4 separate regions of the Homo sapiens genome follow, and regions 1, 2 and 3 are each linked to region 4. A link is an interaction called in ENCODE POLR2A ChIA-PET data of the cell type or tissue named here. Cell type or tissue: MCF 10A. All regions are shown on one strand. Links, peaks and the distances in the headings refer to the core of each region. The heading gives the core; the rest is flanking DNA. Region 1 has its middle 100 kb from the start of MIR4302. Region 2 has its middle 95 kb from the start of LMNTD1. Region 3 has its middle 150 kb from the start of MIR4302. Region 4 has its middle 31 kb from the start of LMNTD1.

Evidence for each region. ChIA-PET counts read pairs that join two places held together with the same protein. Peaks named below come from ENCODE experiments on the same cell type or tissue, not always from the same donor. Only the 100,000 strongest peaks of a DNase experiment are listed, where the experiment ranks them.
Region 1: POLR2A ChIA-PET joins it to region 4 with 5 read pairs; 2 of 35 experiments call an interaction of 5 or more read pairs at or near these places.
Region 2: POLR2A ChIA-PET joins it to region 4 with 9 read pairs; 2 of 35 experiments call an interaction of 5 or more read pairs at or near these places.
Region 3: POLR2A ChIA-PET joins it to region 4 with 6 read pairs; 1 of 35 experiments calls an interaction of 5 or more read pairs at or near these places.

What each region holds. Positions count from the first base shown.
Region 1 is chr12:25,765,348-25,773,299 of GRCh38, forward strand. No RefSeq gene overlaps it. Among named protein-coding and RNA genes, the nearest start is that of MIR4302, 100 kb to the right of the region's middle. In MCF 10A, for the core only: no CTCF peak of the experiment used is centred there; a DNase peak (open chromatin) is centred at 3,944.
Region 2 is chr12:25,644,712-25,652,663 of GRCh38, forward strand. It overlaps a transcript of LMNTD1 not described here. Among named protein-coding and RNA genes, the nearest start is that of LMNTD1, 95 kb to the left of the region's middle. In MCF 10A, for the core only: no CTCF peak of the experiment used is centred there; a DNase peak (open chromatin) is centred at 3,930.
Region 3 is chr12:25,720,783-25,728,734 of GRCh38, forward strand. No RefSeq gene overlaps it. Among named protein-coding and RNA genes, the nearest start is that of MIR4302, 150 kb to the right of the region's middle. In MCF 10A, for the core only: no CTCF peak of the experiment used is centred there; a DNase peak (open chromatin) is centred at 3,579.
Region 4 is chr12:25,580,367-25,588,318 of GRCh38, forward strand. It overlaps a transcript of LMNTD1 not described here. Among named protein-coding and RNA genes, the nearest start is that of LMNTD1, 31 kb to the left of the region's middle. In MCF 10A, for the core only: a CTCF peak has its summit at 3,317; DNase peaks (open chromatin) are centred at 3,315 and 4,965.

The DNA.
Region 1 (7,952 bases), core at 1,017-6,016, 180 kb after region 4:
AGTGAAAGAAGAATTGACCATCCTGTGCAATGAAACAAAACAGGACTTGTCTTTCTATTTTTAAGAAGAATGAGGCTTATGTAAATAAGAAATTTTGAGATCTGGGGGGAAAAAAAGGCATGTATTTATCCCATACGACTTGTCCTCCCATGATCCTCAACTCTGCACTGAGCTTCATTGCTAGAGTGAATCATGGCTCAAAATTACAGGAAATCCCAACTACAAGAAGTGAAATGTGCTCAACAAACATATGTGTAAGTATATTTGTATCTGTGTGAATATGCAACATACAGCACTAAGTTCTAATACTGAGAAGGCTGTGCTTTTATGCAGAGCAGAAAAAAATAAACAACTATAGATAGTTGTATATTAACTGTTTAAAGTCAAATGGAGGTGAACTATAAAAATAGAATGTTTAAGTACTTGAAAAAATAAAACCAGGTGTAAGTTTTAATGCTTTGAGATTGACTTGACTTCTACTCTTCTCACGTTATGGGACAAAAACAATTGATACCTTTGGGCAAAGTGTTATAAAAATGGTATACTAGTTTTTGAGAACTGGATTCTAGGCCCGGATCCACTACTAAGAAACCGTTTGTAATTAGGTACAACACCTGATGTTTCTGTCTTAGCATCCTCACTTGCAAAATGGTCGGTTGTGACTAAAATCTTTTTCACCTCTGATTTTCTATCATTCTAAATTACTTTTTAAGGCCTTCCAACTAGTAATAGAAACATGCCTGATGTGCAAAGAACTTTTTCATTAGAGTGTGGTGCTCTCTCCTTCCTACCATGCTGAAACTGTGAATTATGTACATAAATAACATTTTGTGAAACAGAGAATACTCGATCTAGAAAGATTAGATATCAATAATGCAAACTCATTTCACATACAAGCGAATTAAGACCCAGAAAGGGCAAGTGATTTTTCCTTATTAAGAACGTATGTTTTCTTCTTTTCACACTTATTTTAAATGTTTAAACACCTTCACTTCATGTATGTGAATAGGCACTAGGTAGAGATCTATCTTATAGTTGATCCTTTCACTGTAAGGAAATTTAACTCATTGTTTTTTCATTGATTCCTTAATATTACGTGTTCTACTAAAAATGTTTTCAAATAATGAAACACATCATATCAAATGACTGTATTGCACTAAGCTTACAAGGCACTTTTTATATATAGTACCTCATTTAATCTTATTCTAGCAATGGTGAATTAGGATAGGCACATATAGAGCATTATTACTATCTTCTGCCTCTACTAAGACTGAGAAAATGCATATTCATGACCTTTCAGTATTGCTGGTAAACAAAAGTTATAAAATTAATGTTCCTTGACCCCAGGGAGCTATGTCTCAGATATATAGCTAGATAGGGAAGAGAGTAATTCACAGTATGTTCAATGAAACAGGCCTTTGAAATGTCCAGGATGATTTCAGTGTAACAGAAAAAGCTCACGACACTTGAATCATAAACGCGCTGAATCAATTAAAAATTTTCTGAAAAAAGGTAGGACCAATATGCATATAAATTTAGATTGCATTCTTTGGATGCCATCTGTTCAGTATCTTGACTTTGACACTACCACATTTCTTAAACTTTGTATTGAAGCCTAACCTACATACAGAGAAGTTCATAAATAACAAGTGTATAGCTGGATGAGTTTTGACGAGGTGTACAGCTCACATACCTAGCACCCAAATCAAGAAAAAGAACTCGTGTAGTGTCCCAGAACTGCACTTCTGTGCCCTCTTCTGGTTATCAGACCCTCCCAAAACAATCACTGCCTGTTTTTGAATTTTATGTAAATAGAATAATCCAGTAACTCCTTCTTTTGCTCAACATGATATTAATATTTCCGAGCTTCATCTATATTGTGTGTGTGTGGTAGTTTGTGTAGTCTCATTGCTGTGTAGTGTTCAATTGCTGTGTAGTTTCAATCTACTTGTCCATTCTAATGTTGATGGGCATTTGCATAGTTTCCAGTTTCCGGCCAGTAGGAATAGTGCCCTTATGAACATTCATATACATGTTTTTTTGTGAATATATATGCATTTTTTACCCTTGCTGTACCAGTGGTATGTATATATTCAATTCAGCTTTAGTACATAATGAAAAGTGGTTTTCTGAAATGGCGTTCCCACCAGCAGCGTATGACAGTTCCAGTTGTTCTATATCCTTGCCAGGACCTGTTATTACCAAAACGCTTAATGATGTTGTTTTTATTTGTATTGTATACCTGTAGTTTTTAAAAAGTGACTTTGAAACAGCAAGCTTTTATATAAGAAAGGGAAAAAATTAAGTAGGGGGTGAGAAAAAATAAAAAGTGAAATAATCCAATTAATCTTGCGGTACAGCTAGATATGCTAAATCTGTCCTGACTCAAAGAAAATTTTGAGAAAGATACAAAACATATGGAATCATTCTAAGTATGCTGTTTGTATGAGAAAGCACTGAGTAATATAATTGGTTTAATGTGTGAGTCAGAATCAATGTACAATTTTTAGCTGAAGAGTTCTGATACTAGTTTGGAAGATATGTGAGTTCAGGAGCATGAGGAAAGTTTGGATACTTTGAAGGGTATGGGGAATAATTTCCCTACACTGGGTAAATGAAGCTCAGAAAGGATTCATTTTTGAGATGTTCACAGTTAGGATTTCTATGTAGTTTATAATGTGAAAATAAATGGGCAATATTAGCCTAATAAGCTATCAAATGTTGATTGTTTGTGACCCCAGATGCCACAATTCTTTCCTCATTCCCTAATAGAATACAAACAATGTAATTTACAAGGGAAATCAGTAAAACAAAGGATAAATCTATAGCTCATGTTATATTTTGGTTTATAGAAAAATTACAATAATTACGGGTCATTTACTTTGTTTTTTAAATTTAGAAATGATGAAAAGCTGTAGTTGACATAAGAGTGATTCCTCCCTCAAAGTGGAAAGCCCAGACGTATGAAAATCCAAAGAGCTATTTGGTAGTGATGGTGGTAGGAAACCTCATCCTTGCAAACCCAAACCTACTCTTTTCTTTTCTTTTTTCTTTTCTTTCCTTTTCTTTTCCTTTTTCTCTTTTCTTTCTTCTTTCTTTCTTTCTTTCTTTCTTCTTTTCTTTCTCTCTCTTTCTTTCTTCTTTTTCTTTCTTTCATTTATGTATTAGAGACAGGGTCTCACTCTGTTGCCCAGGCTGGAGTGCAGTGGCGCAATCATAGCTGACTTCAGCATCGAACTCCTGGGCTCAAGTGATCCTCCGGCCTCTGCCTCCTGAGTTCCTAGGACTCCTAGGCACACATCAAAATGCCCAGCTACTTTTTTTTTTCCTGTAGAGATGGGGTCTCACTATGTTGCCTAGGGTGGTCTCAAAGTCCTGGGCTCAAGGATTCCTCCCACCTCAGCCTCTCAAAGTGCTGGGATTACAGGCATGAGCTACTGCACTCGGCCTTTGCAAACCCTTTCTAACTGGCTCCACCAGTTTTCTATTTTTCCTATCAGCTGATCTCTAATCACCTTATATCTGGATTGTTACCAACATCAACTTCTCCATCTCCTACCTATTGCTGTAAAATTTTTCTTCAGAAAAAACAATGCAAAGATATGCCCATATCTAGGTGATATATTTTGTCACCTAGAAATCACCAACTTCTAGTCATGCATTCTTTTATGCAAAAAACAGTTGTTGATTCCTATATAGAAAAGTCTGAAGATAACAATATTTTATAATCACCAATGTAATCTGATGAATAAAATGCCCTCATATAAAATTAACATGAAGCCTATAAAATAGCTCTTTCTGCATATCTCTCATTATAGATTAAATTTCTATCTGATGGGAGAAGTTGTGTGAGATATTACTTCTGAATTTCTTGAGAGTATGAGGACTTAGTGAGCCAAATAAGAAAATCATTCTCCTCCCTTGCGTGTAGAGAAGTGACTCATGTCTGCATTGCATTCAGATAAGACTGTAAACTCCTAGTGGAAACTAACCTTCTGTGTATTAGTCATCTCACAATATCCAATACAATGATACACATATGAAGTTATATAATGATAATCATCTGATTATTTGTTAAATAAACTTAAAAAGACAACAATAATAGCTAACTTTGATTGACTATGTTCAGGCTATCAATCAATATACACGCATTTTTATTTTCAAATTTATTGTTAACAATATCCCTAGATAATGATCCCTGGGGATCTTTATCCCCAAATACAGATGAGGGAGCTGAGGATCTGATAAGGCAACTTGTCCAAGGCCGCTTGAACCCAGTTCCGTCTGTGCCCTTAGTCACCATGCTTTCCCGAAAGAAAGTGCCCTTGGCAAAAAAATTTAAAAATCAAAAAAAGGGGAGAGTGTTATCACAAGGGCTGACTGATCATCAACAAAAGACATTTTTCAATTTCCACCTCAACCACTGGCCACTGAAAGCCCCGCAGTAAATTAGACACCCACTTTGAGGCATTCTCCCATTCTCCTGACCACATTATCATGATAACAGAGTTTTTTTTTTTTGGTCTCCCATCATCTCAGGAAGAAGTCATGTTCTGCAAAGAAAAGCTTAGTTGAAATGAGAACACTTGGACACAGGAAGGGGAACATCACACACCAGGGCCTGTTGTGGGGTGGGGGGAGGGGGAGGGAAAGCATTAGGAGATATACCTAATGTAAATGACAAGTTAATGGGTGCAGCACACCAACATGGCACATGTATACATATGTAACAAACCTGCACGTTGTGCACATGTACCCTAAAACTTAAAGTATAATAATAAAGAAAAGAAAAGAAAAGCTTTGTTGAAAAGATATACAGCACCAGGCTTCCTCAGTGAGAATGTGTCTCCTATAAGGACTAAGGCCAAAAATGGAGACGACAGCCTAAGTTCTGAGGCTAAACCTCAGGACCTAGATTATGGATTGGCATGAAGGTCCATCTCTGCATTCAGAACAACAAATATTTAAAATGCAAAATACAGTAAATAAATTTCATGGATATAGGGGCAGGAGGCGTTAGTACATAATCCACCACAATCTTAAAATGTTAGTCCCCATAACTGGAATCCAAACAAAATTTTATGACAGTTCAAAGACAATACTATTTGAGCAGGTGTTCAACCTTCAAGCACCCTGCTTAGGCACTCCTTTATAATACTGTGCCCCTAGGCTCTAGGTCTATTTAGGAAAAGTGATTAAAGACAAGTTCTTCCCTGAAATTAGGGACTGGGGATCACAGCCACTGAGGCCTTCTGTCCCATGAGCAAAGACTGGGCAATGAAGCCTCAGCTGTTTCACCAAATCATATAATTGGAGTTGTTATTTTACTGATTAATGACACTTTCCTATTTCCATCAAAGTCAGTCAGAAGGAAGTAGATTTAAACTGCAAGAGGAATGATTAGGTACTTAAGTGAAAAAAAAAAAGTCCTAAAATTAGCAACTATTGAAAATAGTCACCATTTATTGAGCATTTGCTTTTGGTCCAGCACCATTTAGGCACTGTTTTCTTCTCTTTTTTTTAATAGACAGGGTCTCACTCTGTCACCCAGGCTGGGATGCAGTGGTGTGATCCTAGCTCACTGCAGCCTTGACCTTCTGGGCTCAAGCAATCCTCCCACCTCAGCCTCCTAAGGATTGCTTGAGCTCAGAAGGCTGGAATTACAAGCACACGCCACCACATCTGGCTAGTTTTTTTAAATTTAAATTTATTTATTTATTTATTGTAGAGATGGGGTCTCACTATTTTGCCAGGGCTGGCCTTGAACTCCTGGCCTCAAGCAATTCTCCCACCTCAGCCTCTGAAAGTGCTGGGATTACAGGCATGAGCTACTGTGCCTGGCCTGTTAGGCATTTTCTAAGACATACGTTAATACTCATAAGACTCTGCATGAGTAAGTACTTCTCCTTTTTTTGGATGAGGACATTGAAACTTGAAACAGTAAGAATTTTGTTCAAGCTCAGACTTGCCACACAAATTGGTCAAAAAGTCGTATTCTTTTTACCACAGGAAATTTGTCAAGTGGTAGACTTTGGAACACTGGCTTTATACAAAAATAAAAGATATTGTATTTGAGGCTGGGCATGGTGGCTCACACTTGTAATCCTAGCACTTTGGGAGGCCCAGGCAGTTGAATCACTTGAGCCCAGGAGTTTGAGACCAGCCTGGCCAACACAGTGAAACTCTGTCTCTCCAAAAAAAAAAAAAATTCGTCAGCTACAGTGTCATGCGCCTGTAGACCCAGCTACTCAGGAATCTTAGGTGGGAGGATGGCTCGGGCCCAGTAGACAGAGGTTGCAATGAGCCAAGATCATGCCACCGCACTCCAGCCTGGATGACAGAGTCAGACCTTGTTTCAAAAAAAAAAAAAAATTACATTTGGAATAAATATGTTTGAGAAATCTGGGTTAAACAAAGTTTAAACAAATTTCTTCACTATCAACTTTTTCAAAATGCCCTGGTAATGTACATCATGAATCCCCAAGGGAGGATTCTACTGTCTAACAGCTCACATTTTCCAAAACTGTTTTTGTTACAGAACACCTTTATTTCTGCTATAACTTAAATCTCTAAAAACTCATATCATGTAGGACAGAATTTAGGAAAATCTGTACTACACAAACCTGCCTTGAATTCTCCTTCAATAAAAACCTTCTGAAAAGTAAGATCATTAGTTCACAGAATCACAGAAACATGACAGCTCAAATTTTCAGTGGCTGCGTGATCACCCACATCCCCAACGTACAGTAACACATTCCTGGTTTGTCTGAGCTGGTGAATACCCTGATGGGTGACCAATTCCATGACCACACAATTCCTGAATGCTGGGAAACTCTCTACTTGCTAACCTGTCTCCTTTCCCCTCCAAGTTATTTCCTGAAGTCAATTCTTGCCACCGAAGAACAGTGAAACAAGCCCCTCACTACAACTAAGCGTGGCCACTGTGTATTGCACTTGCTGGCTGTGCAAATTGAAGCCATTCTTCACTAGCTGAAGGTTGCAGGTTGTAGCTACTCAATTTCTGGATGCAATTAGGTGTGAAAAATAGGAGGGTGAGGAATTTCTAGATTAAGGATTCTTTGTTCACACCTCAAGGGCATAGTAAATGACTCCTATTCAGTATCACAGTGTCCCAGATCCTCTGCCCTTGGATATCTCTCACACCCCAGTCTTTGTGTGCATGAAAGGAAGACTTGGTGTAGTCACTGTGGAGGTAAGTAGCATGGCTCCCACACCTATGCGAGTGTTCCCTTCGGCTGCTTTGTGAGGCAGCTTTCAAAAGCAATGCTGCCATGAATGACGCCCAAGGATTAAGGGAGGATGTGTTGCAAAATGGACATGATTTGCATTGTATCGACCCTAGCATTGCCAAACAAAAGATGACTGCAGGCTCCCCACTGCACCACACACTTTCTTTTTAGTGGTAAAGTGTTTTCCTGCAAAAATGGTATACAGATGCTCCTCCACTTACCATGGGGCCACGTCCCATAAACCCATTGTAAGTTGAAAATACCATAAGTCGAAAATAAAATAGTTACTATATCAAAGCTACAGAATATCATAGCTCAGCTTACCCTATCTTTAATTGTGCTCAGAACACTTACAGTTAGCCTTCAACTGGGCAAAATCATTTAACACAAAGCCTAGTTTATAATAAAGTGTTGAATAGCTCATGTAATTTATCTAATACTGTACTGAAAGTGAAAAACAGAATGGTTGTATAGGTACCATGGTAAAGTCCAAAAATCATAAGTCCAACCATCTTAAGTTGCGATCAGCTGTATACTTCATTTATTATGATTATTATTATTGCTTTTTTCTTTTGTGAGACAGAATCTTGCTCTGTGGCTCCCAGACTGGAGTACAGTGGCATGATCTGGGCTCACTGCAACCTCCACCTCCTGAGTTCAAGCGAGTCTTGTGCCTCAAACGCCTGAGTAGCTGGGATTACA
Region 2 (7,952 bases), core at 1,603-6,602, 64 kb after region 4:
GCTGCAGAATAGAAGGAGTTTAACTATAAGAACAAGAATCCTTGGAAAGGTGAGGGTGGGTAGGATCAGAGTAGGACCGGAAGGATTCACCTCTGATAGGAGCAGACACATTTCTCCTGTTTCAAAAACAGGGAAGGCAGAGACAATATGGGCACAGAGACTGAGGTACATAGATTTGACGAGATGAAGGCACTCTTGTCCAATATTAGATTTCTTTTTCAATGAAGTATGAGTCTAAGTCATCAGCTATGAATAGGGAGGGAGAAGTGTGAGAGGTTTTGGGAGAGAGGAAATGTGAAATCGTCATTTCAAAGACTCAAAGGGGAACTTTATTAGGGAAAACTAGTAGGACTCTTTCGCAGTACTAAGGGCCTATTTGAGGCCTGAGATTGCAAATTTAAAGTGCAGCCAGGACAACAGATGTGATTAATCTCTAGGCATAGAGAAAATGGCTAGTTAGGCTCATGAAGAGTTGGAGTCTAGCCAGGTAAGTACAGGGAGAGTGGGGCCAGAAAATTGAGCATGTTTTCAATTAAATGATTTTAGAAATGGGTCATGAATTGTAAGCTGGGCAAAAAGAGAAGCAAGGTTTCGAGAGTAGTGAAAATTGTGAAAGAGTGACAGCATCAATGGACTAGAGGTTTCAATAATTAAGGAATAATTGCAATGGAGATGTGAGGGTAAGGGAGTTGAAAGGAGAGGTGGTTGTGACCATTAGACATATTTCCACTTTGAAAGGTTACGTTGCTCATACATTATTACTGGATGTTCACTGCAGCCTTTAAAAAAAGATCAAAGTAACTGCTGAGCCCAGCTCGCTAACATAGAGTAGAATTATGTGTGGCTAAGAAGCAGCCATGTGATTAGGGAATTGATAATGTGCTAATTCAGTGATACCATGGTAAAATGGGCCACAGAACATTAGATCTGAGCGATACAGCAACATCACAGCACAAGGAAAAGAGCTGGGGCCTGCTTCAAACCCAGCCGTGACATGTAGCAGCTGTATGTGTTTCAGACTTTCTGAACCCTTCTGCATTTCAGTTTGTCCTTTTAAACTGGGATATGGCTACCTCCTTCACAGGGTTGTTATGCACATGAAGAAGGATAATGTATGTAAAGTAACTGTAAATAGCAGGTTCTCAGTAAATATTAATCACTGTGAAAATAAGGAGCCATGTCACTACTGCTGCATGGTAGTTTTGGAGTCACTTTGGGAAGCTTGTAGGTGTTGAAGGAATGTGACACTCAGAAGGACAATGAAAGGATTCTCCTTGTAGGGCCCTCATGGATGAGGACAAATCCTGGGTTGGTTATTGCATTGTATCTAATAATTCTGATGATAGGATTGAAGTCCTGTTTGTTGGCTATTGACAGTGTAGAGGTCAAAAATAAAATCACAATACCTGGGTTAATTTTTTTTAAATAAATAGTAAACCCCAAGCTATGAGGGATGGCATTGTTCAAGATGGTATGGGGTGGAAGACGTACCCCTTGCCCACCAAGAACAGGCCTGTTGTTCATTGACAGCATATGGAAAGTAGAGCTCAGTGTCCCTAAATGAGTTCCAAAACCATCCTAGTCTTTACCCTCCTCTCAGCTCCCTCTCATCTCTCCTGGCCCTCTCCCATCACTCTGGCCCTCATCTGCCCCCGATTTGTCATTTGATTGTTCTGTCTTCTCAGATTCATCTTGGTTTCCAGCATCTGATCTCTCTTTCCAATGGTCTTCTGCTTTCCTCTTGAGGGACTGCCAGTATCCAACCTAGCCCTAGGATCATTTTTTTTTCTCTTGTGCTTTTCTCAAAGCCCCTTAGAGGGGCAGCTGGGTCAAGAGGGGTGATGTCTGCCACTCATGTGTGTTAACCCAAAGTCCCTGGTTTTTCAGTACTCCCTGGCTTTGATGATTGCTGGAGTAAAAGGTAGCCTGGGAGTATGCAGAAAGGAAGCATCAACCATAGTTCAGAGATAGGTCACCACCGACTGAACAGGTGGGCAAAACAAAATTCTAACAGTAGTAAGCTGCCAGTGTTTAAAAATATAATGTCCTGGTGGCCTTAGAAAATCCTTAAAAGGTAGGTAAGGATCTATTGGAGCTTAGAAAATGTAAATGCAAACCAGCTGTTTGCCAGCAATGTTGCTTTCAGAGTATTTGCATTTTAGTCTTTCAACTTTGAAATTCAAATAATATGAAAACTTCTCTATGACATGGATCTATTAAATCTGAGAGGTTGTTGATGTACCTTGTTTAAGACCCATCAACTAGTAAAAAGCAGAATTAAAGTGGCAGACTTTTCAAATGTCTTTCCTAGTATTCTGGGATGAAAATAATTTGGATTTTCTTCTGGTGACTTCTCAAATCCTTACAATGTCATTTTCCAAAACGATTGAATAGGTTTTTGATACCTTTATATCTAATAGATCATTTGACTATTTAATAATGTCTACAATAATAATATTGTCTACAATAATAAATATGTTTCTGATAAAATTTCTACAATCTGGCTGGGTGCAGTGGCTCATGCCTGTAATCCCACCAAGGCAGGTGGATTGCTTTGAGCCCAGGAGTTCAAGATCAGCCTGGTCAACATGGCAAAACCTATCTCTACCAAAAATACAAAAAAATTGGCTGGGCATGGTGGCCTGTGCCTGTAGTCCTTCCCAGCTGCTCTGAAGGCTGAGGTGGGAGGATGGCTTGAGCCTGGGGGGGCAGAGGTTGCAGTGAGCTGAGAATGAGCCATGGCTCTCCAGCCTGGGTGACAGAGCCAGATCCTGTATTAAAAAATAATAATAAAAGTAAAAAATGAAAAAATAAAATTTCTATAATCCAGCACAAATCATTTTTGGAAGTAGTTAAAATATAAGTTTAAAAAATAAAATGTATAGTTAAATCTGTGTTCATTTATTCATCCTTTTATCTCTAGCATGTTGCATGGTTTCTAACATTTACCAGTTGAATAAATACATGAATACACCAATTACTAATTCATCATCTTCTGAGTTCTCAGTACTATACATAAAAAAGCATTTGCTATTATTTTAAATTAAATTTATTTCATCTGAAATCTTGAAACTGGGTAATCTGTCTCTAGTTGACCAAAATGGTTCCTCTTGACTATTACAGATTGGTAAAAACAGCCAATTTCATAGGAACTGTCAAATAACGTTCAAAATTGGTAAAAGTGGAGACTTTAGGACAAATTATCTGAGGATGTTTTCTCTTTCTCTTCCTTTCCTTCCTTCATTCCTTCCTTCTTTCCTTCCTTCCCTGCTATATTACTATATTACTATTATTATTACCAAAGGATTATTTAGTCAAGATAGAGAATGTAGTTTTTTAAAATGTAAAGTTTTTCATCATAAAAGTAATGCATATTTATTGGAGGGAATTTGGAAAACATAGGCAAGCCAAAAGAAACAATGAAAATCACTGAAAATGTTACTTCTGTAGGATACCTCTTTTTACACACTAATATGTCATTCTTGTTTATTCTATACATACGTGTTCATTTCGACAGTCATGGGTTCCTGCTACACATACCATTTCAACATTCTTTTTTCACTTCAAAATCGTCTGTACAATGTTTCACTCAAAAACAGCATCTCAATTCATGCCATTTTTATTACTTTAGAAATTTCACGTTTATGAAAAAAATTGTTCTTATATCTCAGTGATGACAGATATGACCACTTTCTAAAGTGTCAGGTGTTAGTATAAAAAGGAAATGAGGGAAGCCAGCGAATTGCCTGATGGGGAAAATCCAGCATTCATTTCTCACTTACTGTGGTGGGTCTGGACTCTGGAAACACCGATGTCTCCTGCTCTCACTGGCTGTTGCATGTAGTGTCCTTAAGCTTCTTCTGTTATGCTCAGCCCCGGAGATCTGGCACACAGAGCCATAGTAACAATGCGTTCAGCCAGGTTTCCTTAGCTACACACTAGTGACAGGACAGGACGCTGCCCTAAAGTGCCTGCCGCTGACTCAGGGAGGAGGCTTGGAACACACAGCGGGAGGTGGGAATGGCTTCTGCCTCACCCAGAGGGGCTGTCACCTTAAAAGGAAGTCACTCCATAGGCTTACAGATCTCATGCCCTGGCAGGGATCTAACAAGCTTTTATGGGTTTTATAGGATCTTATCTGCTTGGTAACCCAGTTTAATCATACAGAAAATTTATTTTTTTTACTTTTACCCTGTATGAATTAGTCAGCAAGCAAAGAACTTGCAATGATTATTTTCCTAAGTGAATTCCTTTTACATTCCATATTAGGTTAATGAGTTCAGTGTCATTTCAACGATACGTGTGTGTGCCTGGGGGTTTTTGTCTTCCTATATATATGCTGCATTTCCTGATTTCTCATTTCATCTGGCTAATATGTATCAGGCACTGTGCTCAGTGCTAGGGGATCTTAGAAGGAATTCTGTAATCTCTCTCAAGAACTGAGTTGCCCAATACTGTAGGCATTAGCAACATGTGGCTATTTAAATTATTTTTCTATTTTTTTTTTTTTTTGTAACGGAGTCTAGCTCTGTCGCCCAGGCTGGAGTGCAGTGGCACGATCTCGGCTCACCACAACCTGTGCCTCCCAGGTTCAAGCGATTCTCTTGCCTCAGCCTCCCAAGTAGCTGGGATTACAGGCGCCCGCCACCACACCCAGCTAATTTTTGTATTTTTAGTAGAGACAGGGTTTCACTGTGTTGGCCAGGCTGATCTTGAACTCCTGACTTTGTGATCCGCCCGCCTCAGTCTCCCAAAGTGCTGGGATTACAAGTGTGAGCCACCGGGCCCAGCCACTAATTTTTAATTAATTAAATACAATTAAAACTTTACTTTCTCAGCCACACTAGCCACATTCCAAGTGCTCGATACACATAACTAGTGGCCACTATACCAGATAGCACAGACACAGAACATTTCTGTCATTGCATACTATTCCGTTGGACAGTGTTGGTGGAGCTACTAAGAGAATGTTGATCCTGTTAACAAATTATGTTTCTGAATCTATAAAATTGGATCCATCTTTCCAAATGTTTTGCTAATTCTCCTTTGTGATGGTTTTGTAATTACACAAACTATTCTGCAAGGAAGCTTAAGGAGATAAGCTTTAGGAAGAGAGTAATGAATAGCATATGCTCATTGTCTAGGCAGGTCTCCAAAGGTCCCCAAACTTTATATAATTGTACACCATTATAGGAAGCATTTTAAAACAATCACTCCCAATACAGGTATTTGCATTAAAAAGTAATTAATATGTGCTACTGTCAGCTAATATTTCAAAGCACAGTCTATATATTTAGGGCTCATTAATGAGAGTTGATATAAAACCATATTCCAATAATCTTCTTGATAATCTTGAATCTCAGTCCAACTACTTGTCATATCATATGTCTGTGATACAGACTGGTATGAGTGTAAAGTTAGAATCCGGAATAGTCTATATTCAGTTCCACCACTTTCATTATTTTCGGTTATACGCATCCACCAAAACTAGGTTTAACAAGCATACTAGAAAATCTCTTATGATGAATAGATAAGTGTAGTTCATAATTAGCAAACCAACAAGCCACCTTAGCACTGCTGGATTTCCACTTCTGTGGCCGTGGCTATATTTAGATATAAACAGGGAACACTTGCAAATGATTAGATTAAGTAGGTAAACTTTCCCATTATAAATTTCTTTTTCTTTTCTTTTCCTTTTATTTTTTTGAGATGGAGGCTTGCTCTGTTGCCAGAGTGGAGTGCAGTGGCCACTGGAGTGCAGTGGCGTGATCTCGGCTCACTGCAACCTCCGCCTCCCGGGTTCAAGCAATTCCCCTGCCTCAGCCTCCTGAGAAGCTGGGACTACAGGCGCACACCACCAACCCCGGCTAATTTTTTGTGTTTTAGTAGAGACAGGGTTTCACCATGTTGACTAGGATGGCATCAATCTCCTGACCTCGTGATCCACCTGCCTCAGCCCCCAAAAGTGCTGGGATTATAGGCGTGAGCCACCGCACCTGGACCCATTATAAATTTCAAACATCACGCTTGCTTCACAAATTTCTTTTCTATCAATGGAACTAATTCAGTCCTTAATATGTGACACTCCAAATGAACAGAATTATTGATTTACTCATTTTCATTTAAAAGAAATATGACAACAAATACAAAATGCAGTTAGAAAGGAATGCTACATGGATTTATATACATAGAAAATCAGCTAATTAGAACAATGCTTTTCCATGTTATATCTGTTTTCTTCTTTATTATATTGCTATGAAGTGGGCAAAGTAATTTTTTAACTCTTTAAAACTTCTGTCATAATTGTGTCTGTGCCTCTCCTCCATAAAATTAAGTATTTCATAACTCAGTATTTGTCCTAGTTTAGTCATCAATTTGCAGGGGAAAACAGACCTTAGCACGTCACTTGCTAAGGTCCTTGGGCCTTTCTTTGCTCCCCTGTCTAATAAGAGAATTGGAGTATATTATTTTTTAGTTGCTTTCCAAATCTTCATTCTCAATTTTTAAGAATAGAGAGTAGTTTTAAACTACATTATTCATCTTTTTATAGAAAATTATTTTTAAGCTATATGAGGCTTATATATGTTTATTTTAGTTAATCTTTTTTAAATTTTTTAATTTTTTCCCCCCGAGATGGAGGCTTGCTCTGTCACCCAGGCTGGAGTGCAGTGGCCCGATCTCGGCTCACCGCAACCTCCCCCTCCCAGGTTCAAGTGATTCTCCTGCCTCAGCCTCCCGAGTAGCTGGGACTACAGGCACATGCCACCATGCCTGGCTAATTTTTGTATTTTTAGTAGAGACGGGGTTTCTCCATGTTGGTCAGGCTGACCTCGAACTCCTGACCTCGTGATCCACCCACCTCAGCCTCTCAGAGTGCTGGGATTATAGGTGTGAGCCACTGGGCCCAGCCTTACACATTTTTAATTGGCTAAGAAATCAATTATGTATTCAGAAATAAAAAAAATTCAATCCACAAATCTCCCTCTGAAAATAATAATAAAGAAACATACCAGCCCATGGTACCAGGTTCCTATATGGTACCTTTATAAATCCTGCACTGATTTCTTACCTGAACAAGGTCCTTCAAGTTATGCTGTGATTTTCAATATTATGAGAGCAAAGGGCATATTCACTGAATTTCCATGGTTGATTCTGTGCAAGTTATTCTGCATATACAGCAAGCTGAATCTATTTAAAGGCCAAAATTCATTCACCAAAGTCACCTTTACAAATTTTAACAAACGTATAAGTTTGAGCAATGCTTACAGTAACTAGATTGATTAAAATTAAACTAAACACTTTGAAATTGCACTTAATTTTGAACTAAACATGAATTTACAAGGCAACAGATGAGACTGAGCACACCCTCTCCATGCTGATTGCATCAGGTGTCTGAAACAAAGCAGCAAAGGGGGTCATTAGCTCCTAAAGGAGCAATTAGGTAAAAGTGCTGTGATTTACCATATGTATAATGTATGAGGCTTCTGGAAGGGTTTCAGTCTATGCAAAACAGGTCAAAATAATAGCAGATGTTTCTTCAAGGGGTACTAACACAATTCAATAATCTATCTATATCTAAAGTTCCCTTCCTACAGGATGTTATATTGGGCAATTTAGAAATGATACCTTACAGCCAAAAATTATTTTTTAGTGCTGATGAAAATATATGATTACATAATTTAAACATTCTATGACCTGAATTTCTTATATCCTCCTTTTTTGGAGGGCAGCCTTTTCAGTGCAATAGTGTTAACATACTTCACTCCCTACACAGTGAAAGCACTCCTATAGCCTGATGAGCATGGAGGATGCCTCGGTTATGGATAATCCCATCACGCCAGAAGGACAGCATTTCAGACTCTGGGAATTTCCCTCTGGAGGGACTTGAAAGAATCTGCAAGCTGCTAAGATTAAAAGAGATGACAGGTGGTAAGAAAACTGGTGGTGAAAAC
Region 3 (7,952 bases), core at 1,034-6,033, 140 kb after region 4:
ACAATTTGATTATAGAAAGGAATAATAATAGCAGAGGACTTAGCATATTAAATATGTTTAAAATCATTTGCTTACCCCAATAATAATTTTAAAAAGCTCATTGTTGAATTTTTCCAGTTGTTAAGGAATAAGCTCATTATTCTAAAATTTGACTTTTAAAACTCAAGCATTTATACACCTTTTCTGTACAAAGAGCACTTCAAGGTAACCAAATAGTTAATGTAGGAAAGCCATATTTTTCTAGAAGAATTCCAGCTAATATATGAAGAAGAAATTATAGAATTGGACTATCTCAATTTTGTAATCTCTAATGAAGTAACCATTTTAGGTGGTGACCATGGATAGCTACTAAAATTATTAGTTAAAAAGCTGATGAGGAACTTTATAAGGAAAGATTTGGCTGACATTACCTGTCAAAAATTGATCACTCTTAACATCATAGACAGGGAGACAACTTAGCATTATGTTCCTCCTGATGTGATAAAATAGGAAGAATTACATTCCTCCGGATGCAATGCAATATATTGTGATCCAGTAAGAAGTACACAACAACATCTATGAAATATTCTTGCAGAAATTTTAAAAAATCAAACTTGAATCTGATTAATTTATACAAATACAAGGGACTGAGAACATAATAAATGACACCACAGGGGCATAAACAAATCAGCAAAATCCACAATGTGATATATACTCCATAAGAATTTTTTCAATAAATAAATTGCAAAGGAAAAGAAAAAATGAACCTATATATTACAAGAACACTAGAGACATAACAACCAAATGTAATATGTGAACTTGCTAGGATCCTGATTTACACACACTAACTTTTTAAAAAGAAGAGAGAAGCATATAATATTCTCAATACCATTATTACTTTTTTCAAGAGTGATAATAAGTTTGGGCATATGTTTTTTAGAAAATCTTGTAACTTGCACAGGCTCATAATGAAGTATTTACAGATACGAGAGATGATGTTTGAGATTTACTCAAAAGAACCCAGTGTGTACAGGGGAAGGGAAATGAGGGTGGAGGTGGAGATTAAAGAAGACTGGCCATGTGCGGGTAACTGCTGAAGTTAAGTCACAGTCCCATGGACCATTACAATGGTATTATCTCTACTCTTTTAATACATGTGACAATTTCTATAATAGACATTTTTTAAAGCTGGCTATATCTTTATTCCATTTTCTTTCAATTCTTTCTGGAAAACTCTAAGATGACTTAAGGAAACAATGAACTATAAAAATTCCTCTTCAGAACAGTGTGAAATAATAATAAATTCAAAGGCATTAAATCTCTACTCTTCATCAGTTGTTTTAAAAGAAGACTATTTCTCACATCAGCTGACATGATGTATTTATGTAATGGGCTCCTGACTAGTAGGTTTTTATTTCATATGAAGGGAATACAGTATTCGAGTTACAAAAATTATGCATTTTTTAAAAACACAGATTGTTTGAAATTATTTTCCCTTACAGTAACATTCCATTCGCTTGACATTCAGTAGGACTAAGCTCTATTTTCCAATTTGCCAATCAAAATTGCAATCAAAACAATAGAGCATCTTTCTCAAGACCAGAATCAATCCCCCAAATCTTTTTACTCTTCTTTTCTACAATGACCCTGTCATCAATCCTGTGTCTAAGCTGACAAGGCTTCACAAGGGTTTGGCCATCTCCCCAACCAAATGGACTGACAGCCCCATCTTGAATCATGGCTAGACCTCAACCGTCCTAGGTAGCTGTAGGAATAAAGTGCTTCAAAAGAATGAATGGATTGCAGCAAATAGCTCACTTGAAATAAACTTTACACAGTTCCATGTTTCTAGTAATCAGAAAAATAAAGACAACATTTAACAAATGAAAGATGAGGTAGAAGAAGGATGGCACCAACAACTAAGTATAAGGTTTGATAGCAACTCCTGAAAATTGCCTATCATGTCCAAATGAAAGCAGAGATATTAATTTTTTCACATACCTGTGTATGTCTGTGTGAGCATAATAAAGGCAACATCACAGAATCCCTGAGTGTTATGCCACAGTGTATGCTGGAAAATTCTTGGAAAGGCAAGGCTCCCATTCTGCTTCACTGGCAACACAGGAATATGGTTACTAGTATATGTGCAGCAATCTGACTGCCTGGGTTCAATCACCAGCTTCACTATGAACTATGTAGAGAATATAATACCTTAGTTACTAAAAACTAATTGCATGGCTTTTTCCTCTATGTACTTCAGTCTTGTCATCTATGAAATGGAATTATTTAGCCTTGATACATAATAGTAGCGCCTTTGTCCTGGATTTTCATGAGGATTTTATGATGAAGCACTTATCACAGCACCTGGTGCACTGTTACCAAAGGGGAATGTCCACATCACACTGACATTTTAAATCAGTGGATCTGGATTGAGGCTTTTCTTGCCAAAGCCCGATGTAGGCTCTGCAGTAGATGATCATTGTCTAGTCCATCATTTATTGATTCCTTTCTCCATGATAACAGAATCCTTGTTTTTAGTAGGCCACATTGTCACCTGGCATAAAAGATGACACTTCCCAGCCTCCCTTGAGTCTGGGAGTGGCCATGTACCTAGTCCCAGCCAACAAGAATCAACTAAAAATGTTGTGTGGAACTTCTAGGAAATTTCCTTGAAAGAGGTGAATCTGCCCTACTCCCATCTCCTCCTCCACTCAGCTTCTTGGGATGTTGATGTCATGACTGAAACTAGGGCAGCCCATCAGACCATGAGGCTGGGAAAGCATCCATGGCCTTTGTAATACTACAGCTGCCTTGCCAGCCCCAATCTTTCCACTTCCAGACCGCTTGCAGGTGGGAGATAAAGTTCCAGCTTATTTAATCACAGGGTTTTTACTTTGAGTTGTCTCATTATTATTGTTGTTTTGTTTTGTTCATGCAGTCAACTAAGCCCTTTAGATCTGGTCAGAGACAATAAACATTGACTGAAAAATACATGTTTCATTTATGAGTGTCTGTGCTGGTCCATGTGTAGGTGAGAGGAGAAATACGGACCTACAGAACCAAGTAGAGGGACATAGAAACCAAGTGGAGGAACAAAGGCACACAGTTTTGGGAGGATCACAAGAATCAATACATGGCTATGAATCATCATTAATATATTGCAGTATAAACAGCATACAGAAATTTCTAGGGGACTCAAGACAAAAGTAGTAGATAAAGTAAGAAGAAAAGACAACTAGAGCTATTGTTAATGGCTCTGGAGCAGGAGGAGAGGAAAAATTTATTCAATTGCTGGGGTTTGAGAATGAGCCAAAGTATTTTGGCAGCCAAGCACTGAAAGTTGGTAATCTATAATGAATGAGACCCAGAACACCAAAATTGTTCCTAGAATGAATCCATCCTGAATTTAATAAAGGAAACATTCCCATCCATACTGAGAATTGTTAGTTCAATGGCAATTTTTAAAAATTTTGTTTGTTTCTCCAGTTATGGATCAAGGCACGAGCAATGATTTATGTTCTAAGAAACTGTCGGTTGTCGTCTTTCGTAATAGCAAATGCAAATCCAATGAAATCAGCACTAAAAATCCAGTCATGCTGGCTGACCTGGAATTGTCTGTTAAAAGCTGATTGATGGGTCTCATGTTGTGTTCTGTGAACAACCAGAGCATGCCAAAATACTCATCTCTGCATTGTGGCTGACCCATCTCTTCAGTAATTGTTTAACAGATTTTTAATTGTGCAACATATCTTCCATATGCAGCGCCAGTTACATTTCAAAGCTAGAAAGAACCTTCACATTCATCTACCACAGCCCCTGGGTTCAGGTAGACACCAGATAAAAAATAGTCAGGACTGGTAATTATATACAAAGCTTAAGTCAAAACTCCCACCAAATTTCCTAGGACCGCCTCTTCATACAAAATAAAAATGTACACGATTTCAATATAATCATTTCCCTTTGGTCCTCTGTGAACACAGGAATAGTGAATTGGAATCTTCCTAGAAAACCTTTCCCATTCTTGAAAACGAGCCAATTTATCCTGGTCCTTCTAAACAATTTCAATTCTTTTGACTTTTCATCATGTCACATTTGCATGTTTGTAGTTCCCTTTTCTGAATCTGTTCCATTGCCTCCACACTTTTTTAAAGGTTTGAGCCAGGCACCAGTGGCTCACACCTGTAATCCCAGCACTTTGGGAGGCTGAAGCAGGAGGACCACTTGAGCCCAGGAGTTGGAGACCAGCCAGGGCAACATGGCGAGACCCCATCTCTATAAAATCGCTTAATTAGCCATGCATAGTGGCATGCACCTGTGGTCTCAGCTACTTTGGAGGCTGAGGCAGGAGATTCACTTGAGCCCAGGAGGTTGAAGAGGCTGCAGTGAGCCCTCTTAGCACCACTGTACTCCAGCCTAGGCAACAGAGCAAGAATCTGTCTCAAAATAAAAGGGTCTCATGACCTAAACTGCACACATTAATCTGATAAATATCTGACTAACATGAATTCATGTATGAAGGAAAAATCATTTCCCATATACGACACATAAACTTTTAACATATTTTCATATCATCTCATTCGTAGAGCACACACACACAAGCACACAGACAAACACATACACACCATGTGGTCATTGATAGAGCCAAATTTACTACTATACTTCGATCTAGCTGGTGGTCCCTGACTCGTATCTGTGTGGATGGGGTCTAAGAATACAATTGAGACCTCATCTCTTTTCACTTCCATTCTGCTTTTGTGCACGACTACAGTATTCAAATATGTTGTAATAAGATGGTTGTGAGCAGTAGCTGTGGTTTAGAAGCCTTCAAACTAGTGTGGAAATTATTTCCAGGGAAAGATCAGGAACACATAACATAAAATTGGCTTTGGTGAAAGTCGTAAACTGTGGTGGAGAGCAACATGATGATTGCTAGTTTACTACGTGCCAAGCACAGTGCTCTCCTAAGCCTTGCAACAAATGCAAGGGGTAGATATTTTATTCCATTTTACAGATGAGAGAAATGACTTCCTTTAATGAGCCTGACTACAGGAGATAGGATTTCAGCCCACAACTGTCTGAAACCTAGACTTGTGCTCTTAATCATTAAGTTACAATGGTTACCTATAAATATGGATATGTCCACATAAAGTAGAATTTGGGTGAGATTTCTCATACTAAAGAAACTGAGAAAAACTGGAACATCTTCAAGAACCAAGCAATGGTAGTTTCTTAGTTGATATGAGAGTTTTCATAGAATGCTTGCCTTTCACTTGAAATGGTTTTGGCATCAGCTCTAGAAGGATGGTGCTCAGAGGCCTCTTGATTATTGCTTCACTGGTGACAACATCTGGCTTTCTGACATGAGAGTTGAAGTGTTTTTGTAATTACATCATGGTTGTGCACTCAGAACTAGCCTAGAATCTAGGCAGGGGTGGGGAATTAGTGCTATATAATAACGAATGGAAAAAATTCAATTTTGAGTACTAGATGAAAAAAACCAAGGCAGACAATTCTGCTTCATATACACATATGAAACCTTCTGTGATTTTATTTTTAAAGTGTTCCCCAGATGGTTTGGCAAAGGAAAAGTATATGTAGAGAAAAGACTGGAATGACTGAGGCCAGATGTTAGCAGTTAAGTTAGGGCTGTCAGATTCACCAAAGAAAAACACAGGATACTTAGTTAAATTTGAATTTCAGATAGACAACAAATAATTTTTCAATATAAGTAGGTACAAAATATTGTATGCATACATAACCTTAAAAATTATTTGGCTTTTTACTTGAAATTCAGATTTAACTGGGAGTCCTATATTTTATCTGTTAACGCTGCAGTGGGTGAACACAGATAGGTGTATATGAGTATTCAGTGTTATTCATTGAACTTTGTGACTTTGAAAGCTTTTAAAATAAAAATATTAAAGTGCTTTTCAAATGTTTATTTGTGTAATGATATTTTCATGGTTCTTAATATTAATTATAAATTTTATTGTGTAGAAAAAAGAGAATGATTTATATTTTAAAACTCTATTTAGGCCGGGCGCGGTGGCTCACCCCTGCAATCCCAGCACTTTGGGAGGCCGAGGCGGGTGGATCATGAGATCAGAAGTTCAAGGCCAGCCTGGCCAAGATGGTGAAACCCTGTCTCTACTAAAAATATAAAAAATTAGCCGGGAGTGGTAGCGGACGCCTGTAGTCCCAGCTACTGGGGAGGCTGAGGCAGGAGAACGGCGTGAACCCGGGAGGCGGAGCTTGCAGTGAGCCGAGATCGCGCCACTGCATTCCAGCCTGGGCGACAGAGCGAGACTCTGTCTCAAAACAAAACAAAACAAAACAAAACAAAACAAAAACTCTATTTACAGCCCAGAGACATTCGGGTGAAGGTGGGAGGGTTGAAACTGGCCAGAAAGACCCAGCTACAGCAAGCAGCCTGACCTGGGAAGGCTGTGTTCCCGCAGGCTCCAGACTCTCCTTCCCTGTCCAGAGAGGAAATCCCGCTATGCCTCTTCCAGATCAGGAGACACACAGCAGCTTAGCTTAGGGAAACCTCTTAACCCTCTCAGGAAGCACCTGTAGGGACCATTGAGAACCCCATCAACACCAGATAAACCAAGCTGACCAAAATAATGCCTTGGGGGCTCTGAAAATTAAAGTGTATCATATAAAGCGCAACACATAAAGGTAGGTCAAGGCCGGGCGCGGTGGCTCACGCCTGTAATCCCAGAACTTTGGGAGGCTGAGGCGGGTGGATCACCTGAGGTCAGGAGTTCCAGACCAGCCTGGCCAACCTGGTGAAACCCCATCTCTACTTCTCTACTGAAAATACAAAAATTAGCTGGGTGTGGTGGTGGGAGGCTGAGGCAGGAGAATCACTTGAACCTGGAGGCAGAGGTTGCAGTGAGCCGAGATCGTGCCATTGCACTCCAGACTGGGCAACAGCACAAGACTCTCTGTCTCAAAAAAAAAAAAGTAAGTCAAGATCCACGTGCTAAACCTAAACGGGGTGATTTCCTGCTAAAATAAAAAGATTTAAATAGGATCCAGAGTCTCCTAACATCATAGACAATATGTTTAGGATACAACAAAAAATCACCCGTCATACCAAGAACCAAGAAAATTGTAACCTGAATGAGCAAAGACAATCAGTTGACACCAATTCAACATGAATCAGATGTTGGAATTATGTGATGAAGGTTTAAATCAGCCATAAGAAAAATGCTTCAACAATTGAATACAAATTCTCTTGAAACAAATGAAAAAAGAAAATCCCAGCAAAGATAATGTCAGTTCTCTCCAGGAATATACCAGTGGATAATTTCCATTTCTTAAAGCAAAATCTTTGAAGTAAATATAATGAGTAAATATAGCCAAAGTAATGTGATATAAACACTTAATCAAGTATAATCAATGTCCAGAATAAAAGAAATGATGACTGAAAGGGCGAGCAAGACATACAAACTATCTGTGCTTGCATGGAATTTCTATTTTTAGAGTACTAGTGCTAGAAACAGAGTAATAACTTCAAAGTTGCACTAATCTAAGCAACTCAATTCTTACTTGCCTTAAGGCTGTTGCCAAGAATTTCACAAAAAGATTAAATGTTAGAAGTCTCTCTAACAAACTAAAGGGCTTGGCTTTCCACATGTTGTTCCACAATGGAATTGAAGCATTGCAGAGTTATGTAAATGGTTCCCCAAGCCACGTTTTTTGTAGGCTTATGCCCTGTTGAAGTGAAATGATGTGAGTCAAGGGCAACATAGATGTAGTCTCTAGGCCCCCACCTGCTGAGAAGACATGTGCTTTGATGTGTGCTAAATTGAACTGAACAGCACTTACTCCAAAGAAGCATTTGGTAACTGTATATATGATTAAAACAAATATTTGCACTTAAGAAATTTTCATAGCCCTAATATCCAGAATCTACAATGAACTCAAACAAATTTACAAGAAAAAAACAAACAACCCCATCAAAA
Region 4 (7,952 bases), core at 2,019-7,018:
TCAGTCTCCATTCTGATTGGTGGGTACTTGTTCAGCACAAGTATTAAATATTATGAATAACACTCCCAGTTGCTGGCATTATTTCAAATCTATCTTTACCATGATGCTACGAGATTAAGGGCAAGGGCTGTGCTTTATTCATCCTATTTCCAGGGACTGGCATAATATCCTCATATAGTTGTACCCTTATATGTTTGATAAAATGAACAAAATATAGACAGTCTTTATAGTAATTCTTTCTAAAACAGAATTACTTTTATCTAAATAATTGTGAAATTTGCCTGATCTATACCAAAATTATCATCAACCTGTTTAACGATCAAAGCTACACTATGGATTTGGTAAGTTCAGAGGTCAGATATAGTAACCTCTAGTTTGGGTAATTTCATGACTTTTCCTTCTTTGAACCTGGGTGGGAAAATCCTGGACTTTGAAATCAGACAAACCGGAAATTGAATTGAGAGCAATCTCTTAAACCTATGAGACTTTGGTAAGCTGTTTAACCTCTCTGAGATCTATTTCTTCCTTTTCAAAATGGGGAAATGGATACCTCCCTTACCGGGTTGTTAAGAGAACAAGTAAGACCATGTATTTAAGGACATGGCATATAATCCCCCATGAACAGTAAGCTTTAGCCTACTTGGAACTAATTTAAGTTAGTAGAGAAGATTTCTATTCTGAACAGCAATCTCTCCAATCAAAAGAGAGGAGGAAAAGGCAGATAAGGCTTATATTTCCTGGAAGCATCCTGTAGCAGCGTACATAAGACATCACAATGGACTGCATGCCTATTATTATGAGCCAGTGCTGACTGTGCTGCTGAGAAATGGTCATATGGCCAGAGTTATATACTAGGGATAAGCTAAAGGCCCCGCGCAGTGCTTTATTTGTCAAACAGAACTACTGTTGTTTTATCTCCAAAGCATCTGCGTTTAAAACATCTGGATTCATTTTCAATGGAGGCATCTCTTTTGCTGATAAAATGTGAGGAGCAACAAGGTAATGTAGTTGGCAGGTCAGCTGTCAAGATGGGTAATGTTATCATAGTTATGTTGTTTCTCTGACTCTTTGAACCTATTAGGATTAGGAAAGGCGATTCTAAGACAAGAAATTGAGCACCTCTAAATCACAGAATTTAATAATGAAGCCATTATTTTTCAAATATATTACTCTTTTGATTAAACTTTATCATCATAGGTATCAAATTCTGACATAAAAACTGACAAAAATAATTGATATTATAAAGAGTTAAATCTAGTTTAGAAAATATACAGTTGTGTGTTGCTTAATGATGGGTATATGTTCTAGTTCTGAGAGATGCATCATTAGGTGATTTTGGTTGTGCAAACATCACAAAGTGTACTTATGCAAACCTAGATGGTATGGCCTACTACACACCTAGGTTATATGGGATAGCCTATTGCCCCTAGGCTACAAACCTGTATAGCATGTTACTGTACTGAATACTGCAGGCAATTGTAACACAATCTAAGTATTTGTGTATCTAAACATAGAAAGACTACAGTAAAAATGCAATAAAATGTTATGAGACCACTGTCATATTTGAAGTCCATCATTGATCGAAAGATCTTTATGCAGGACTTGGCTGTATTTACTTTTATTTACACCTGACTTCCTTTATTCCTCGACTTTTATCTCATCCTCATCCATGTGAAGGGGCAAAAGCCTGGTATCATGGGTCCCACAGCCAACAGGTCTGAAATGTTTCTTCACTGAGGGAGAGGAAGATTATATGGTAGCTCCATATGGATTTTCAGGATCTAACTAGGATGCCAGAGTGACCAAAAGAAGAATTACAGGCAAGATCTTGCTGTGGTTTCTTCCCTTCACTTCCAAGTACTGTCTGCTTCACATTTTCTACAGCCACAAATAACCCTGTCTATGTATCTGTGTCAACAGAGGACGGTCATGACAGGGAATATTATGCAAAGCTCACTTCCAAGCTTATCATCCTATGATGTAATAATTAAATTAAATCAGCTGTTATTTTTCATACCTGTTAATCGGTAAATTGCATACAAATTTATAACTCACTTTAGATAAGTCTGTCTCCAAATGGTGATCTTGCTCAGAAGCCTATAAAGAATCAAACAAAACACTTAGATCATGAGAAAAGTGGAATATTCAATAGGAGACCTCAAAGTGCGGAAACATTAAAACTTCATGGGCTCCGAATAAATTTTTGGAAGTTGCAGATGGCTTCTCATGAAACCATACATCTGGAAAAAACTTTTTAAAATATGACAACCTAAATTTGATATTTAAATAAGACTGTGTCAATACTCTATAAGCAGAGTTATGTGAGAAATCATCTGTATTTGATTTTCATAATCATTTTTATAGTATCTGCTAATTATAGAATTTTAGAGTTAGGAGATAGTTTGCAATGCTAACTACGAAATGCACACCAAACCTATACCTGAAAACTTTTGTCACCTAATATATAATAAGTTATTTAAGCAGTTTATTTATTTATTTGAGAGTAGGTCTCACTCTGTTGTCCAGGCTGGAGTGCAGTAGCACGATCATGGCTCACTGCAACCTTGACCTCCAGGGCTCAAATGATCCTCCTGCCTCAGCCTTCTGAGTAGCTGAGACTACAGGTTCGTGACACCATGCCTGGATAATTTTTTTTTTTTTTTTTGAGACGGAGTCTCGATCTTTCGCCCAGGCTGGAGTGCAGTGGTGCTATCTCGGTATCTTGGCTCACTGCAAGCTCTACCTCCCGGGTTCACACCATTCTCCTACCTCAGCCTCCCGAGTAGCTGGGACTACAGGTGCCCGCCACTGCGCCTGGCTAATTTTTTTTTTTTGTATTTTTAGTAGAGACGGGGTTTCACCGTGTTAGCCAGGATGGTCTCCATCTCCTGACCTCGTGATCCACCCGCCTCGGCCTCCCAAAGTGTTGGGATTACAGGCGTGAGCCACCGTGCCCGGCCGGTAATGTTTTTAAAAAATTTTAGTAGAGCCGAGGTCTCACTATGTTGCCCAGGCTGGTCTTGAACTGCTGAGCTCAAGCAATCCTCATTCCTTCTGCCTCCCATAGTGCTGGGATTACCAGGCAACCACACCTGGCCAAAAATATCTTTAGACAATATAGGAACACAGATTTTATTTTTACCCTTTTTAATCCCCTTGCTCCTATTTGAGATATCATATCTCATTCTTAAATGTGCCTTGGATTTCCCCGTATCTTTTTGAATCTCAGTGATTCAATTCTAATATTTTGTCCTTGTAATCTTGTACCTGGGTTAATGCACCAGCCTCCGCTGGTAGAGGGAGCCACAAGTGCAGAGATCTGAGATAGGACCTGGCAAAGAGCCTAGTAAGGCTGGGAGAGGGAGCAGAGAGTGATGGGGATGGGCTTAGACAGTGATAAGAAATGAGTGAGAGGCGAAGGAGAGGCCAGAGCCTCAGGGTCTTATCAGTACAGGGGGAGGACTTTGGCTTTCCTCTGAGAGAGAAGGAAAATCACAAGCCAGGGAACCTTGAGCCAATGAGTGTCATGATCTGGCTTGTGTCTTTAAAGGACTACTTTGGCTTCTGTGTTGAAATTAAGAGAATAAGAAGCAGAGAGACCAGAGAAGATGAGACTGCTTCCATCATCCAGGGAGAGCCTATGGCACCAACCTCCAGAATGGTGGCAATGGAGGTGATGAGATGTGTTCGGACTCTGGATATAGTTTGAAAGCAAAGCTGGCAGAATTTGCTGGCAGATTAGATAGGAAGTGTAAGAGGAAAAGAGAAGACAAGATGACTCCAGGGATTTAGACCTGAGCAATGAGAGGAATTGAGCTGCCAATTTATATATATCAATAATATATGTGATGAATATATATGATGTATACAATATATTTATGATTTTTCTCACTTAAAGCACAATTGAAACAATCAAAAATTAACTTTGAGGTAGGCTAAGTGGTTGACCCAAGGTTGTCTTGCTAAGAAGGGACAAGCTTGGCCTTGAGCACTGCTCAGTGTAACCACTGAACCTGTACTCTTTAAGCTATGGCACATCAGCTCCTACACATACCTTTAGTTTTTGGTCAGCAAAAGTCCTATATGATGTTTTGACTTTCGAGAATTGACTTCTAATGCACGGATTTTATATGCCTGAGGACATTTTATAGACCTAATCAGGTATGCAGAATCCAGGTTGCCAGCTCTAGTCCAGAACTCCAGAACTCCAGGTCTCCCATCTTGCAAATGTGACTACATGTAATGCTTTGACAAATAGTAAAGAAACGCATTTTAACATCTGGTTTGACATCTGCAAAGAATGATTCCTTTTAAAATACAACTAACAGGGTTAAAACTTATTTGGAGACTTAAGGAACATAAAATCATAGCTTCAAAGTCGATTATATCATGATGGTATTATTTGCATTTGTTTTCTTTTGGCCACGTGGAAAATTTTCATCATAGACTGGGGTCTAATACTTATTCAGTAAGGAGTGTTTTTCCATGGCTGAAAAATACAAATTTGGTCCTAGAGGTCGTAGATGTGAGTTCTAAAATATTTTATTTATATCATATTTTCAAACTTTCTTTGCATCAAAAGAAATACTAGTTGAAACACTTCTCAAGTAAAACGGATTATACTTGCTGAAAGCATTACTGGTTTTTATTTAAGTTGCTGATTTTTTAATAAAGGGTCTGACCTTGAGGACAGCTGCCAGTTGGCAGAAAGCACAGAGGAGATGAGAAGAGAGTCTGGGGCCAAAATAAACACCCGAGTCTGACAGTTGTGTCCCATGGACTCTTTCATGTGTCTGTAAGACATTCAGGGTCTTGGATTTGAACATTCCTTCATAAAGGCTCACCCTCAGCAAACTCTCTGCTCTTCCAGTTTCATTGGCAGTCTAAAAACCTGGCAGCATCCTTGGGTTCTGCTTGTTAAGACTTGTGAAATACTATGGACTTGGGCTGCAACCTTCAGCTGAATTTAGATGTAGGAAATTAGCAATTACAAAGTGTTCTTTCTGCCAAAAATCACATGCTGCTGCGATTACCTTACTCTGTGATGAAACAGGTCATTTTAATCCTTTGTAGTAGGTGGAACATTATGTACTTAACCAACCAAAAGGAAAAAACTTCTTAACTCAAGGGAGATATTTTCAGCAACCACATGTAGGCTTATGCACATAATAGGAAAAGTAATCCTTTTCCCCCCAGGTAAAATCTTTTAAAGTAATTTTGAAATGCAATTGGCAAAACCCTCTTCACTTTAATAAAATACTTTGTAAATGTGCCAAAGTTTAATACCAACAGACCACACGAAACTAGGTTTCCAACAGCCAACTGAAGAGATGTGATGTCTAATTAGGAAATTGTGTTTTACCTGACCTTTAAGTTTTTGCCTCAATTATCTTTTCTCATTGGTGAGTTATGCATGGCTGGGGTGACACAAGGTTGTTCATTTTTTTGTGATGTTGATTAGCGTGGGTGATTGCTATGATTAGTGAATCCAAGAATTCTATAGCTGAATGAGATCACAAACATTAGCTAGTTCAACTTTCATATTTTACAGATGAAGAAACTAAGTCGCAAAGGATGAACTCACTTGCCCTCGGTCATTGGTCCCGTTGGTGACAGTTAGGTCTGGAATTCAGTTTTCCCATCTCACTGTCTTGAGTAGAAGGAAAAGGCCCAGTGTTCTATGTCATTTGGATGTTGGTGTCTTCCCTTCTGCTGGTAAGGATTATCTAAACCTTTGGAGGAAGCACTAGGGGAAGGGTAGTGTCAAAGGCAAGTAGATTTTATACAGTAAAAGTACTATTTGATTTTTTTTCTTGTTTTAATATTTGTTTTTTTTTCCCCTTCCGTTTGTTTTATGTTGAAAATTCCCCATGATGATACCTCTACCTACTCAGCTACTCAAGCCAAAAACCAAAAGCCATCACCCCATCCACTAGATCACCAACTCTTAACCACTCTGCTGCCTAAATAGCTCTCAGGTCCTGCTTCCCTTTCCATTCTCACCAACACTACCTTCATGCAGCCCTTGTTATCTCCCACTGAAATACTGCAGTAATCTTTTTATTGGTCTTCCTCACTTCCAATGTCTTATTTCTTAGTAGCAAAAACTGCCAGTTGTCCTCCACTTTCATTTTTTCTCCTCCCAGTTTACCTTGGGTTTGGGTGTGACCATGTGACTAAGTGCTGACCAACGGGAGGTAGGTTGAAAAGTCATGCGGCACTTTCTGAGGATCTTCTCAGAAAGACCATTGGCAGGCACAGTTTGCCCTCATTTGCTTTGTCCTTGCTTAAGCTTGCTGCATGGACTGTGGATGCCCTCCTAGACATTAGATTGGGGCTGACATGACAACCAACAATATAGGAAGGGGCTGAGTCTCTGATACGATGGTGAACTGGATCTCTGGACTAGCTTTTTAAGTGGTGAGTTACTGTCAGTCAAGCCAATCCTAACACTTAGTGTATAGCTGATGACCTAAATTCCACAACATCTTGGAGGTTATATTTCTAAAACACAAACTCCTTGACAAACCACATAGCATGCCCTTTGTGACCTGACTTAAGACTTCTCTGTAGCTTCATCTCTCTTCAGGCTTCCCCTTGTGATTAAAGATCCAGCAGCACTGAACCACATGTAGTTCACTTAACCCATTGTAAGCTCTGGCTTTTGCCCATCCTGTTTCTCTCAGCTGGAAAGTTTCTATTCAACCTCTTAAAACCATCTTGGATGGCTCCTTCTTCTGTGATGTCATTTCTTAACACACTGAACTCTAATAGAGTGAATTTATCTCTCCTCTATGTGATTTTCACCTGTTCTTGCTTCTATTATTGCCCCTGTACTCTATGTTGTCTGTACCTATGTCTTCTTTCCTGGATTATTTTCTGTGTCAGTTCGTTCTATTATTGCTATAAAGAAATACTGGAGGCTGGGTAATTTATAAGGAAAAGAGGTCTAATTGGCTCACTGTTCTGCAAGCTGTGCAGGAAGCATGGTGCCAGTATCTGCTCTGCTTCCAGGGAGGCCTCAGGGAGCTTTTGCTCACAGCAGAAAGGGAAGCAGGAGCAGGCACGTCATATGGCGAGAGCAGAAGCAAGAGAGAGGTGGGAGGGTGCTACACACTTTTAAGCAACCAGATCTTGTGAGAACTCACTCACTCTTGTGAGGACTCACTCAATCTTGTGAGGACTCACTCTTGTGAGGACAGCACCAACCGGATGGTGCTAAACCATTCATGAGAAATCTGCCCCCCATGATCCAATCACCTCCCAATGGGCCCTGCCTTCAACACTGGGGATTACATCCCAAAAAGAGATTTGGAGAGGGCATCCAACTATATCAACTACGAATCCATTGAAGAAGAAATCACTATTTTTTTCTTCTTTCTTCCTTTTTAATGGTTAAGGGAGGGCATATTGCCTAGGCCCTCAATAATTGTTTGTTGAACTGAAGTAATATGAATTAAATTCAGAGGGTATTTTAGGAAAGAAGATCAGAAACAAAAAAGCTAGGTGAATATCAGTACATTTTTTAAAAAAATTAACTCACTTATGTATAATTGGCAACATCCTTGGGCCCTAATTATTAATATTTACCAGGCACCATGGTCTTGGGCAGCAAATTTGTTTAGTTATAACTTGTCAAGCTGTTTCATACTAAGAATCAGAAGTTCTTCTAAGGTACGTAGTTAGGCTACTGGTATTAAGGAAAAAAGAAAATAAAAGAACTGGCCATGTCTCAGAGATAGTAAATGTGAAGTGTGGGTGTATAAAAGTTAATTACTGATTATACTAAATGGAAAATGTTCAGGAATAAGGTACCAATAAAACAAAAATAAATCTGCTACTATAGCAACTAACTAGAAATTTAATCAAATCTCCTGACTCATCTGGAATTAACATGGAGAGATTTGTAAATTTGGGTAAAATGGGAGACGTAAGTGGAATTCGATGAGTAC